Linked DNA regions of Mus musculus: region 1 is linked to region 2. The links are chromatin contacts, found by Hi-C or POLR2A ChIA-PET in ENCODE. All regions are on one chromosome and are shown on one strand. The core of a region is the stretch at or near the end of the contact, and the rest is flanking DNA. Distances in the headings are between cores, read along the strand shown. Region 1 holds the start of Rbbp4 (retinoblastoma binding protein 4, chromatin remodeling factor). Region 2 overlaps Sync (syncoilin).

Region 1 (4,162 bases), core at 530-3,029, 42 kb after region 2:
CAGCCTCATAATTGAATTCTGCACGTATCTTAACTCTTGAGTTTCCAAAGAATTCAGTACATTTTTGCCAAATTTACATTAGTAATTACCCACATCCACCATCTTTGGATTGCCACTTGTTTCAGCAGGCCAGTCTGGTAGTTCATGCTGACAGACTTTCCCCTTCATTTTGTGTATGCAATTCGCTGTAGGGTCCCAGCCCCCCCCCCTTTCTGTGCTGAGGATCAAAGTCCCCATCAGTAGGTCTCAATCACTAAACATTACAACCCTTCTGCCCCACCTCCCACCAAGCTCTAAAACCTCACACTACTGCTGAAAACACTCGCCCCCACTTCAGTTAGGCAGACCCCAGATTTATCTTGCTATTTATTAACCTTATAAATGACTTGAGAAATCAAATGTTTTGTTGAATAAACTGGACCCAGAATAACTTTTGAAAACGGTCAAGTTTTATATTACATGGCCAACTCCAGTCTTAAGAATGGCTATTCAACTCCATGCTGAGGGAAAAAACAAAAACAGGGCTGGAGAGCTGGCTCAGCGGCTAAGAGCATTGACTGCTCTTCCCAAGGTCCTGAGTTCAAATCCCAGCAACCACATGGTGGCTCACAACAATCTGTAATGGGACCCAATGCCCTCTTCTGGCTTCAGTGTATTCATACAAATAGAGATGACTTAAAAAAAAAAAGTAAAAGAAAAAGAAAAAAAAAAATCAAACAACAACACAACAACAGAGCATGTTTTCTTTGCAGGGTAAATTACAAAATGATCTTCTGTTTTTGACATTATTTCTAGTCGAGGAAAATAAATAGTACTCATAAGCTCTGATAATGTCCCCCCTGAGTGACTGGAGGGCAAAAAAATTAAAATATATGAACTATCAAAAATATTCAAGATTCGCGTCACCTGGTCACATCTGGAAGCCACTGGGCAGTTAAGCTGGGCCACTCCAGGGCATGGGTCATCACCAAATCATAAAGAAAAGGGGTGTTCTTCTTCCATATTTTGTACTCCTCGTTGATCACCCGTTCTTCCACTGCGTCGTCAAAGGCCGCTAAAATGTTTTTAAAAGACAAATCAAGTTAGCGAACGTAAACGGAAAGGGCACAAACCTCTCCAAGCCACCGGCGTAGCGCCCGGATTTTGACAACGAAATGGAGATTCATCTTAATCTCCCAGGTCGCGGGCACCAACGCCACTCTCGGCCGCGGCGGGCCGGAAGTCCTGGGGCCACCCCAGCCGGACACTCCGTTACTCCTTCGGGGGCCGATGGTGTCCAACCCCGAACGAAGCACGGTGGCGCGCGCCAAGTCCGCCAAACCCGGGGAGGAGACCTGCGCATCGAGCCTGGGGATGGAGAGCGGCGCCCCGAGTCTCGGCAGGCAGAGGGACCGGCAGGGAGCCTCGTAGTCGCCTAGGCCGGAGACCTGGCGTCGCCTCGCATCCGCTCCGGAGGAGCTGCTGCGCCGTTAGCCCGCCCCGCCGGGGAGCTCAGTCCTCAGGCCGGCGTCGCTGGGACGAGGCTCGCCAGAGTCGGGCCTGCTCTCCGTCTCAGGCCGCGTAACAGGCCACGACACAGCCCTACAAGCCAGCACCGTCCCTTCCGAGCCGGCCTCGGCACACTCACCTTCCTTGTCAGCCATGGCGGCAGGAGAGCCGGGAGGGGTTGGGGGATCCCGGGGTCGTGCGTTGCAGGAGGGGCGGGGAGGCTACGAGCGCTCCACTCCGCGCGCGCGGCCTCTATTGTTTCCTGCGGCCCGTGCGTAGGGGGCCGGCTCGCGTGCCTTCGCGCCAACACCGACCAATGAGAAAGCGCGGGTCTGAGGGGTGGGCGGAGCATCCGCCTCGCGGCCTATGGAGACGCTCGAGAGTCGTTTTCTCCAGAGTCCCGAGGCGCGCGCGCTCCGCCCCTTCTCTCTCCCCCACCCCCCACCACAGTCCGGAGACTTCCACGGATTGCGCGCGCGCCCCGCCTGCCGGGATGAGGCCCGTGCAGATCACGTGACATACACCCTACACGCTCATGCGCAGCCATCTTCTTAGCAGGCCGTTATGCTGACAACTCCCTCAGGGTAGCGAAAGAATTTGGAAGTGTTTCCGGGTCTGGTTAGCAACTCGGAGGGCCAGACGAGGAGAAAACGCATCACCGTTTAGACTTACAGGTGCCTAATTCAAGGTGGCGTCTTTTAACTGACTCCCTCGGTACTAATAGTGATGAGTGCAGGAAATAAGATGCTGGTCTCTAAAACATGTTATAAAAGCGGCAGGACCGAGCCTGGCAGCCCGGCAGCCCGGCAGCCGCAAGCGGGTATATCCTTCCGCGAGCTTGCAGAATGGAGTCCTGGTCCTTTTAGACCCGCTGCCAAGGGGGTGGGGTGTAGAGCGGAAGTTATGGCGCGGGGCCGAAGTCTGGCTGATGAAGGGCGGAAGTAAGAGTACCAACTCCGCAATCATGGCTCAAGAGGAGGAAGATGTTAGAGATTACAATTTGACGGAGGAACAGAAGGCGACCAAGGACAAGTATCCTCCAGTCAATCGAAAATATGAATGTGAGTAGGTGGCCCACATCTCTTGCATTCGGACAACCTGCGGCTTCCTGCTTCGCCCACTTCTTTGCCCTAAAGGTGCTCTGGCGTGATCACAGTGTGCCCCTCTTTGGACCCAATTTAGGGGGAAAGTGAAGAAAAAGATCACCTTACTAGAGAATGAAGAAACCCGAGGCCGTATCCCCTGCCCCCATCCATTCTAAAAGTCCATGTGTGCCTGAATCACACTTACCTTTGGGGATAGAGTTAAATGGTGTGGCGCTGGTCCAACATTTATCATTGTAAATTATACTTGTGCATTAGTTGTATTTTTAAGTGATTTCTGGGTTGTCCTCGAGTTTCTCCCAGTAGGGAATAGTGTGACCAGGTTAGAGTAATCAAGACATACCTTTTTCTGTGCGTGCGTGCGTGCGTACGTGTGTGTCCACAGCCCAAGATTGGATCTTATTACGTACTGCAACTTTTGCATCACGTTAAATTTTTTTGAAAGATAAAAATTTAGCCGGGGGCTGGTGAGATGACTCAGTGGGTAAGAGCACCCGACTGCTCTTCCGAAGGTCAGGAGTTCAAATCCCAGCAACCACATGGTGGCTCACAACAAGATCTGACTCCCTCTTCTGGAGTGTCTGAGGACAGCTACAGTGTATTTACATATAATAAATAAATAAATATTTAAAAAAAAAATTTAGCCGGGTAGTGGTGGCGCACGCCTTTAATCCCAGCACTTGGGAGGCAGAGGCAGGCGGATTTCTAAGTTCGAGGCCAGCCTGGTCTGCATAGTGAGTTCCAGGACAGCTAGAGCTACAGAGTAAGGCCCTGTCTCAGAAATAAAGAAATTTCTTATGTCTTTAATGGACATCCTAGACTAGTAGTCTACCCCTGAGCTATAATGGCTTCTGCCCTACAGTAGTCTTTGAGTATAGGGTTCCTGAGATTAAAAAATTTGAGAACCACCCTATATAGCAATGTATCATCTTTTTTAAAAAGTTGAAAGAATTGAGTATAATTTACCTATGCCCCAGTAAAGTGTTAAGTACTTTCCTTTTTGTGTGTGTGACAGGATTTCACTCTAACCCTCACTGACCTGGAACTCACTAGGTGATTCCCTGGTGCTGGAATCACAGACATGGTCCACCACACCTGGCCCAGATTATTATTGTTGCTAAACAGATCTCCCGGTGTAAGCAGCCCTAGTTTCCAGATAGACCAGTTCTGCCATCTTAGAAAGCTTCCTCAGTTCCTTTCCAGCCTCCTATCCCTGAAGCCACCATTGTTATAGTTTGGATTTCTGGAGTAGAGTTTTCTGTGTTAGAGATTCACATAAGTGGACTCATGCTCTTGGTTCCTTTATGTGTAGCTCATTTATCCCAGTCAAAGGTCACACAGGTAGACACAAGTCGAAGTGAGTATGGTTAAGTACAGGCGCCGTAAGAGCTGAGAGTCATTCCAGTTCACATAGAGACTGTTCTACATGGAGAATGAGGGGGGACAGAGCAAGGGCTCCTACAGTCAGGGGAGGGACAGAGTACAAAGGGCTAGTCACTGTAGTCACTGGCCAAGGCCACTTATGCCTGCTCCCTGCCACTTTTAGAAGCTTGAGTCCTGGCCTCCCACAG
Region 2 (4,524 bases), core at 1,992-4,491:
CCCAGCACTTGAGAGGCTGAGGCAGGCAGATCTTTGTGAGTTTGAGGCCAGCCTGGTCTACAGAGTGAGTTCCAGGACAGTCAAGGCTATACAGAGAAACTGTCTCGAAAAAAAAAAAAAAAAAAAAAAAAAAAGAAAGAAAGAAAGAAAGAAAGAAAGGAAGAAAGAAAAGAAAAAAGACAACAATACAAACAAACAAATAAACAAACCAAAAAGGCTGATATAAACAGAGTAAACAGACCACAGCTTGGACTAGGGTCCTAATGGTGGAATGGAGAAGACTTCCTGTGGTACAGGTCAGTTTGCGGCAGGCTTCTAGCTAACTGACCTGTCTCAAGGTGAGGAGAGCTATAGTGTAGGGCAGCTGAGCTACGGTCAAGTATGATGACCTGAGTTCCAACCCCAGAACCTGCACTGGAAGGAGAGAAGTGCCTCTTACAAGCCGCTCTCTGACCTCTACTGTGGCACGAACGCCTCCATCACAACACACACACATGTACACATTAAATAAAATGCAAAAAGAATATACATTTGAAGCTGATCTCAACAATCATGTCATTTATTCATTTGTTGTTTTGTTTGTTTGTTTTAATAAAAGGACTCAATGTTGCCCTGGCTGGCCTGGGAACTTGCTATGTAGATCAGACTGGCTTAGAACCTACAGGGACCCCCCTTGCTTCTGCATGGGATTAAAGGCATGCATCAGAGAGGATGTAGATTTTGATTATCTTCATCTGAATGTGAATGATGGAGAAAAGCTATTCAGCAAGATTCGCAACATTAGTGTTTGGAGTCCATACGCATAGATTGTATGTGTGCACACACATATGATTCTGTACACATACAGACTGATTCTGAACTCTCTCTGCTGGTGAGAATGACCCGGAACCTCTGATTCTCCTGCCTCTACCTCCTGAGTGTTGAGGTTACAGGAATAGGCGCGTACTATCTACCACAGCAGGTTTTATGTGGTGCTAGGGATCAAGGCCAAGACCTCCGACATGTTCCATGAGCACTCTACCCACTGAGCTGCGGCCTCAGCTATTACCTGTGTGTGTTTGTGTGTTTGCACAATGTGTGCGCGTGTGTAGAGGCCAGAGGTCAATTTTGTATGTCCTCAACGGTTTTTCATAGGATCCCTCGCTGGGTCTGGAGTTCACCAGTTAAGCTACAGGTTCTCCTGCCACTGCCATTCAGTGCCAGGCTTACAGGTGTTACCCCAGGGCTGTGGGGGCCCACACTCAGGCTCTCGTGTTTGTGTGTGGAAAGCAGGTACTTTACTGAACCGTCTTCTCCTCCCTTTGCGGTTTTTGGTTGGTTGGTTTTGTTTGCTTTTAGATTTTATTTATTTAAAGGTTTATTTATTATTATATCTAAGTACACTGTAGCTGTCTTCAGATGCACCAGAAAAGGGTGTCATATCTCATTACGGGTGGTTGTGAGCCACCATGTGGTTGCTGGGATTTGAACTCAGAACCTCTGGAAGAGCAGTCGGTGCTCTTAACCACTGAGCCATCTCTCCAGCCCTGTTTGTTTGTTCTTTTCAGACAGAGTTTCCCTCTATAGCCCTGGCTGTCCTGGAACTCACTCTGTAGACCAGGCTGGCCTCAAACTAGATTTAATTTTTTAAATTTGTTTTTTGCATGTATGCAGGGAGGGATGCCTGGAGTTAGAAGACAGAGTTGCAGGTGGTTGTGCTGGGACCCGAACTCTGGTCCTTTGCAGGGGCAGCCAGTGCTTTTTTACCACTAAGTCACCTCTCCAGTCTCAACCCTGCCACTTTAATGCCTACTCATTTATTGTGTGTGTGTGTTTCTGGGACAACCTGTAGAAATCAGTTCTCTCCATTTGGAAGCCAGGGATTGAACTCAGTTTATCAGATTTGGTGGCAAGTGCCCTTATCTGCTGAGCCACTCACTGAATCCCCCCTATTTTGTCAGGGAGTGGCAGATTCTCACAAAACCAGGTTGGCCTTCAGCTCACTAAGTAGCTGAGGCTGGCCTTGCATTTCTGACCCCCCTCCCTCAGCCTGTTGGGATTACAGGCAGGCACCAGCACGGTTGTCTTTCCTTGTTTTACGGGCACAGTCTCTCTATGTGGTCCCAATTGCCCCTGAACATGTGTAGAACTGTGGAACACCCAGCTGTGTCTGAGAATAGCGTCCTCTCCATGAAGTGATGTAAGCAGAGACTAGCCAGTGATGCTGTGGTGTCAGGGAATTCGAATGGTGGGCAGTGTGTGGAAGAGGCAGACTGGGGAGGGGAGTAGTGCCTTAGGGTTTCATTGCTGTGAACCATGGCAACTCTCATAAAGGAATACGTTTAACCAGGGCTGGCTTACAGTTTCAGAGGTTCAGTCCATTTATCATCATGGCGGGAAGCACGGCAGCATCCAGGCAGGCAGGGTGCTGGAAGAGCTGAGAGTTCTCCTTTTTGATTCGAGGTGGGGCAGATGGCGGGTCTCTTCCTCTTCTACATAGCTCAAAACCCACCCCTACACACACTTCCTTTAACATGGCCACACCTCCTCCAATAAGGCCACACCCTCTAATTAATAATGCCCCAAGGGCCAAGCATATTCAATTCCCCATAAGTAGCTAAGAGAACCTGCTGCAGCTAACCGTGAGACAGAGGCCCTGTTGACACTCAGTGGAGCACAGGCTGCTCTTTCACGGCCATCATCTCTCTTGCAGGGAACCACACACCGAGGCGAGTTTTCCTCTTCAGGAGTCAGAATCCCCGAAGGAGGCCAAGACCTTTAACCCAGAGGCCACTCTGTCTTTGGAGGGGACTGTGAACCTAGAGGACATTCTCTATCTGGGGGCATCGGGGGACTTTGAAGAGAGTTTTTATGAGGAAGAATATGAGAAGCCAGCACTGACACTGTTTATCGACGAATCGAGGCAGCCAGACGAGGCGCTGGGCCTAGAAGAGCCCGTGCGCCCAGAGGAGATGCTGTCTGTGGAGGAATCCGTGACGCCAGATGAGGTGCAAATTTCAGAGCAGCCTGTGGAGCCAGCTAAGAGCCCAACTGCTTGTGAGGGAGAAATGGTGGCCACGGAGGGAAGCCTGCCTGCTCAACCGATTCCCAACACCGAGGAGGATCCCCTCAGCGTGGAGGACCTGGAGCGGCTGGAAGCTCGTTTCCAGCAGTGTGTACAAGCCGTGTCCCAGCTGGAAGAGGAGAGGGACCAGCTAATCCACGAGCTCGTGCTACTCCGGGAGCCAGCCCTGCAGGAGGTGCAGCAAGTCCACCAGGACATCCTGGCTGCCTACAAGCTCCACGCACAGGCAGAGCTGGAGAGGGACGGGCTCAGGGAGGAGATCCGGACGGTGAAGCAGAAGCTGTTCAAGGTGACCAAGGAATGCGTGGCTTACCAATACCAGCTGGAGTGCCGTCAGCAGGATGTGGCTCAGTTTGCCGACTGCAGGGAAGCGCTGACCACTCGGGCAGCCCAGCTCTCGGAAGAACTGACCCAGCTCCGAGATGCCTGTCAGAAGCAGAAGGAGCAGTTACAGCAACAACTAGAAGCACCCCCGACCCAGAGCGATGGGCACTTTCTCCAGGAGAGCCGACGGCTGTCGACACAGTTTGAAAATCTCATGGCCGAGAGCCGCCAGGGCCTGGAGGAGGAGTATGAGCCTCAGCTGCTCCGGCTCCTGGAAAGGAAAGAGGCCGGGACCAAAGCTCTACAGGACACCCAGGCGGAGATCCAGGAGATGAGGGAGGCTCTGCGACCCCTGGAAGCAGAGGCCCGGCAGCTCCAACTTCAGAACAGGAACCTGGAGGACCAGATCACGCTCGTGAGGCAAAAACGCGATGAAGAGGTTCAACAGTACAGGGTAGGCCCTTGGCTGTGCAACAGACAAGTTTTATTATGTAGTTCAGGTTGGCCTGGAGACCTTGAGAAACTTGAGACCTTCCTGCCTCAGCCCTCTGAGTGCTGGGACCATAGGTGTGTGCCACCACACCCAGCTGAAGGGACATATTTTAGCTCAAGGGAAGTCTGATGTCCTTCTTTTCTCCTTCTGAGACAGGGTCTCTCTGTGTAGCCCTGGCTGTCCTGGAACTCACTCTGTAGACCAGGCTGAACTCAGACTTCCAGATCCACCTGCCTCTGTTTCCTGAGTGTTGGGACTAGAGGTGGGGCATACCACACCCAGATAGGTCTAATAATGTCTTTGGGGCTAGGGGTTACTTACCATCCAGTACTACAGAAAAACCTGTTCTTTGGGCCCATTCATTCTATTATTATTATCATTATTAATTCTATTATTATTATTATTAATTATTTCATATACTATATCCATACCACAGCCTCCCATTCTCTCCATTCCTCCTAGTCTACCCCCCACCCCCCAACTCATTCTTTTTTTCCTTTAGTTAGGGTAGGGTTAGGATTAGGATTTTTTGTTTTGTTTTTGTTTTTTTGTTTGTTTGTTTTTTCGAGACAGGGTTTCTCTGTGTAGGTAGCCCTGGCTGTCCTGGAACTCACTCTGTAGACCAGGCTGGCCTCGAACTCAG

What was found. A loop is a pair of places that touch in the nucleus more often than their neighbours do. ChIA-PET counts read pairs that join two places held with the same protein, here RNA polymerase II (POLR2A).
Region 1: a map of gastrocnemius shows a loop between it and region 2 (2.2-fold over the local background). The contact joins the promoter of Rbbp4 here to the enhancer-like site in region 2. A Hi-C loop is called at or near these places in 1 of 37 maps with a recorded cell type or tissue (gastrocnemius). POLR2A ChIA-PET finds 5 or more read pairs at or near these places in 3 of 5 experiments (Patski and embryonic stem cell).

Annotation. Positions count from the first base shown.
Region 1 is chr4:129,333,591-129,337,752 of GRCm38, forward strand. It overlaps Rbbp4 (retinoblastoma binding protein 4, chromatin remodeling factor), which reads right to left and starts at 1,780. Exons shown (of 12, transcript NM_009030.3): 1 at 1,628-1,780; 2 at 907-1,054. The coding sequence starts at 1,643. Zbtb8os (zinc finger and BTB domain containing 8 opposite strand) reads left to right here and starts at 2,378. Exons shown (of 7, transcript NM_025970.4): 1 at 2,378-2,549. The coding sequence starts at 2,453.
Region 2 is chr4:129,290,535-129,295,058 of GRCm38, forward strand. Sync (syncoilin) reads left to right here. Exons shown (of 5, transcript NM_023485.3): 2 at 2,693-3,842. Among named protein-coding and RNA genes, the nearest start is that of Sync, 5.2 kb to the left of the region's middle. Within about 2 kb of position 3,242, at least 1 of the 3 ENCODE cell types and tissues checked has a DNase peak (open chromatin) inside an H3K27ac peak, as active enhancers do.